Regions from separate parts of the Mus musculus genome. Here region 1 is linked to region 2. A link is a loop called in an ENCODE intact Hi-C map of the cell type or tissue named here. Cell type or tissue: left cerebral cortex. All regions are shown on one strand. Region 1 holds the start of LOC102639719 (a long non-coding RNA gene). Region 2 overlaps Colq (collagen-like tail subunit (single strand of homotrimer) of asymmetric acetylcholinesterase).

The links. A loop is a pair of places that touch in the nucleus more often than their neighbours do. Peaks named below come from ENCODE experiments on the same cell type or tissue, not always from the same donor. Only the 100,000 strongest peaks of a DNase experiment are listed, where the experiment ranks them.
Region 1: it touches region 2 in a loop (2.1-fold over the local background); 6 of 42 quality-filtered maps call a loop at or near these places.

What each region holds. Positions count from the first base shown.
Region 1 is chr14:31,591,131-31,593,630 of GRCm38, forward strand. LOC102639719 (a long non-coding RNA gene) reads right to left here and starts at 584. Exons shown (of 3, transcript XR_874498.2): 1 at 130-584. In left cerebral cortex, no CTCF peak of the experiment used is centred here; no DNase peak of the experiment used is centred here.
Region 2 is chr14:31,531,475-31,533,974 of GRCm38, forward strand. The region is part of intron 12 of Colq (collagen-like tail subunit (single strand of homotrimer) of asymmetric acetylcholinesterase); the gene reads right to left. Among named protein-coding and RNA genes, the nearest start is that of Eaf1, 38 kb to the left of the region's middle. In left cerebral cortex, no CTCF peak of the experiment used is centred here; no DNase peak of the experiment used is centred here.

The sequences.
Region 1 (2,500 bases), 60 kb after region 2:
CAAGTACATGAAGACAATGCCCAGTTTCACTGATTGCCAGAGAAATGCAGATCAGAACCCAGTGAGCCATGCTGCTACTCAGCGTTGCCCTCTGAGCTGCCCCATCCTCATGAGCTCAGCTATGCCCACCTGCAATAGTCCATCATAAATGGGCAGGGGGACTCCCTTGATATGCCGGCCACTCCTTCTGGCCATTTGCGTGCAGTTCCACACAAGGCCCTGGGCTGTGGGGAGGGGCTAGAGTGTGTATTGGGGAAGAGTAGATAAAGGGGCTCTGTGAGGTCATGGAGGTGCTGGGTGAAGAAAGTGTCTGTAGAGCAACTGTTTGGGGTTACCTGTGCTCCATCAGTCTCCTCATTCATGTTCTCTAAGTGAACCCAATAAATTGGTTTTCCATTAAGAACTGTGGTGGGATCTTACTTTGCTCTTCTTTAGGACCTTAGGGGTAGGGGAAGACTTTGTTCACATCTCTAGGGAAGGACGTTTCTTATTTCTCCCACATGGAATGGCCATTACAGGGTCCTGGGGAGATAGCTTAGTTGCGGAAATGCTTGTAGCATAAGCAGATTCCAAATTCGTCTCCAATACTCACATGAAAAGCCAGACATTCACAGCCATCACAGCACTGCAGAGGGAGAGACAGGAGCCCTGCCCAGCTCCTAACTGGTCTGGCTGACCAGCCTTAGTCTAAACAGACAGCCCCAGGTCCCGGTGGGAGACCTATCTATCTCAAAAAGCAAGAGTGTAAAGCTGAGAAATGGCTCAGTAAGTCAAAAGTCCCTTAGCAGTCATGAACTCATGAGTGGGATCCCTCCAAGCCCACATTAAAAATGGGCAGTGCAGCCCAGAACAGCAGTGCTGGCCTGTAACTCCTCAGTGGGGTGGGTAGAGGATGGACGATCTCTGGGAGTTTGATTCAGTCAGTCTAGTCAAATGACAAGCTCCAAGTTCAGTGAAGAAACCCTGCCCCAAAAGTTTTGATGGACACCCATAGGGGAAAACAGCCAAAGTCAACCTCTGTTCCCTACATGTATGCATTCACACACACCCAAGTGCACACATGTGTACATGCCACATACACACAGGGATGCTATCATAAAAAAGACAGAAAACTAGCACTCAATAGATCATCATGATGTCACAATGAATCATTGGGTGGTCATGATGTGTCACTGTCCCATCACAAAGGTGCATCGCAGCATCATTGAGGGGCATTGTGCATCGTGAAGACCTACATCAGCTCTGGGGTAACCCAAGGGAACATTCTGATGGCAGAGAAGAGAGCATCGTGATGTGATACCACAATTCACCTTCTAATGACACAATGGCGAATCTTGACATTATAATTTAGCATAGTGATGTCATAGTGGTGTACTGAACCATCACAATTTACATCTGTGATGTCACAGAGTAGTGTGATGTCATCGTTGAGATACTGTGGGTGTCACAATGGGGCATGACACAGTAAAGAATTTTGATACCACATTCACACTGGGATATAAAAACAGTGCAGCAGATCTCTCTCTGATGGCTGGGTGTTCTATGCACTGCTGTCTCCCCCATGCGCTCAACCTCAGAGGAGGAGGGAACAGGAGAGGAAAGAAGCAAGTCTCTTAAATTTTTATTGCTGTAACAAAAATACTTGAGAAAAAAATTAAGAAGGAAATGTTTGTTTGGTTCATGATTTCAGGTTTCAACCCTTAGTTGGCAGGATCCATGCCTTGGGTGGGAGGTGACTCAGCATATCAGAGCTAGTGGGAGCTGTGGTGGGCTGTTGACCTTCTGATACAAAGAAGAAAGGGGAGGGGAGGGGAGGGGAGGGGAGAGAAGGGAAGGGAAGGGAAAAGAAGGGACAGGGAGGAGAAAGGTGGGAAGGGAAAGAACAGAGAGAGAGAAAGAAAGGGAGAGAGAGAGAAGGGAAAAAGGGAGGAAGAGAGGAAGGAGGGAGAGAAGGAAGAGAAGGAGGGAGGGAGGAAGGGAGAGAGAGAGCAAAGAAAAAAGAACATTCAAGTCCATGTTGTATCTAAGTCCTATCTCCTAGTTTTTACCACTTCCACATAAAACTGTCGAATTATGAACCCATCAGTGGCTTAGCCTACTAAGGCAGAGCCCTCATGATCTGACCACTTCCCTAAAGACTCTTCTCTGAATACTGACTGGAAACCAAACCTTAGACACATGGGCCTTTTTGGAGGACACTTCATAGTCAAGCATAACGCTAAGATAGACTAAGCACTTAAAAGAGACCTAAGTTTTGGGGGCTGCTGAGATGGCTTAGCTGTTAGAGTACTGCCTGCTCTTCCAGAGAATCTGGGTTCCCAGGACCCACGTGGTGGCTCACAAGTCTGTAATCCAGGGGATTGAATGCCATTGTATTAGTCAGGGTTCTCTTAAGGAACAGAACTGATACAATGAATCCCCCCCCACACACACACACACACGTATATAGGATTTATTCACATGGCTTAAAGTCTGTGGTCAGATCAATCCAGCAATGGCC
Region 2 (2,500 bases):
GAATAGGAAAAGAATTCTGTGGGAAAGCATAGCCTTGGGTTTTGATATTTTCAGAGACTCCAAAGAGACAAGGAGGAACTTGAGAGAGGCACTGGAGCAGCCTTCTGGAATGTTCTATGACCTCAGAGCTCCACCAGAACCGTAGCTCCGGAAAGAGTCAGGGCTTTTCAGATATTCAGCTAATTAGTGGTGTGGCTGATATTTGAATAACTCTGCCCCATTCAGATGACAGGCCCAAGAACACGGGTACTCCCAGGTGCCGTGTTGATTCATTCGTATCCTGTCTGAATACAGGAAAGAAGTGTTCAAAGTTATAATCGTATTACTGCAAATTACATCTTAGATTTTGCCTGTATTCCTTCCTCACTCCCATTCCCCCTTCCCCTGTAACCTGAGTAATTAAAACGTTCCTGCCCTCTCCAACACCAGCTGGTTCCATGGTGCTGAGACAGACTTGAGGTGGCCTCCGGACAGGATGTGGCAGGGAGCCTGCTGCCCCCACCGCAGTCCCCACTGCTTCCGCTTCCTCCCAGGTGTCAGAGGACATCCAGCATCCTGCCAGCTTCCTGCCATGATGCTCTGAACGGCACAGCCTGAATTTCTTCCCCCAGTGTAGCTGTCTTTACTACTTTGTGGGTTCTTCTTTCTTACATCCTTCGCCACCCCCTTTCTTCCACCCTTTTAACCCCTAATCCTAGATAAAAGAGGAAAAAGGACAGAGAGGAAAGGAGAGAGATCCCTGATTAAAGTTAGGGGTTGGAAAGAGGGGCCGACGTTATTGTTAGACTACTTCCTGCTGATATGAGGCATCAAGTTCCCTGGAGCAAGTTTGATCTTGGCTGTTTGGATATCTAATTTCTTCTTCTTTACACAAGACTACTTAACAAACTGCAACCTAGCGGAGCTCTAATACATATATGCCCTTTGAAAAGTTCCCAGAATTCCAAACACCATGAAATCACAGAAACTAGTTGCAGCTGGCAAAACCATGCCCCTGCTAGAGCACAAGACACATCATAGTCGGCTGCTGTGGACAGTCTGAAGCAGCCCCATATCCCACACCTGGGGTTAAAATGAAAACATGTTCCCATAGTTTTTTTTTTTTTTTCAAAGAAACCAAAACTCCTAAAATCTTACTACATTCCAGCCTTATGGCCATGGCCCGTTGTCCAAGGACCTCGATCTCTCTCTCTCCCAGGAACTGCCTGTGGGAAGCAGGTGAAGAGGAGAGCATGAGAAGACAGAGGAACCAGAACAAAACCCAAAGGCCCACGTGGGGCTTCAGGAACCACAGATGGAATCTGGACCTCCAGCAAGCTCTGTGGCTTTGAGGAAGTCCAAGGTTCTTAGACATAAAAGGAAGGACTGGGATAGAGCATTGGACAGAGCTCACTCTAACTTGTGTTCTCGTAAAGGAGGAGGCTTTGAGGAAAGGGCAGAGGGCACAGTTTCTTCTGGAGTTGCTTTGTGGCTTTTGGTTTGACCCTCCCCGCCCAGGCCAGCCTTGGAACTTCCTATACTCTTAAAGGGATACTGGGGTACATCACAATACCTGCAAGTTTGGGGCTTTATCAGGTTAAAATGTGGGGAGTCACTCCAGAGGCCTGCTCAAGCTCTGTATTATTATCCAAGTTAGGCACGGGGATGTCTCTTCTAAACCCCTACTCACACTCCCTGTCCCCTGATTTTCACAAAGAGCAGGGAGACTGACCCACTCTGCCCCTTTGTCCTCTTCACCCCTTCTTCTGGGTAGCTCCTCAGAAAGGAAGTCATTTGAGAGGAAGGATTAGGGAGGGAACATCAGTCTGAAGAGATGGCCAACAGTCCTGCTAGTCTGCAGGTGTAACTCAGGAGGGACAGAGTGAGTCTCTGTAGGGACCAGTCCCTGTGTGGTTGCAGCCACCAGATGCCATAGGGAATGTGATACTGACTCAGTCTTCAGGGTGGCTGGCATCCCGCGGGAAGGTGAGGCACATCTGCTGTGAGTCAGCAGGGGTAGCTTAGCATTAGAGAGTTTGTATATGAAGCCCTGGCCTGTGCTCAACACCTAGTCTCACACACACACACACACACACACACACACACACACACACACATGGAATAAAAAGGAAAGGGAGAAGGAAGGAAGGAAGGAAGGAAGGAAGGAAGGGAAGAGGGAGAGAGAAAAGGAAGTCACCAATGGTGAGAGCTATATGAGAAAGAACAGTGCCTCTTGTTGGGAGAGGATTTGGTGATAGAGAGGGAAATGGGCATACCGCCCCGCCCCCAATCCGGGAGAGAAGGAACTAGGGACCCAGGGAAGGAAAACAAAACTGCTGGCTGCTAAATCTCTGGGTTACCATTCTCAACTGACTGTACAAACATGGCTTTCTGAGAACCCGCTCACAGTCCCCAGGCCCAGGAAGGAACCTGATGGGGCCATGTTTGCAAATACACAATAGCACAAACAGGATCAGTAAAGTCTTAGTTTGCCCTCCACCTTCATATGCATATGCCCGTC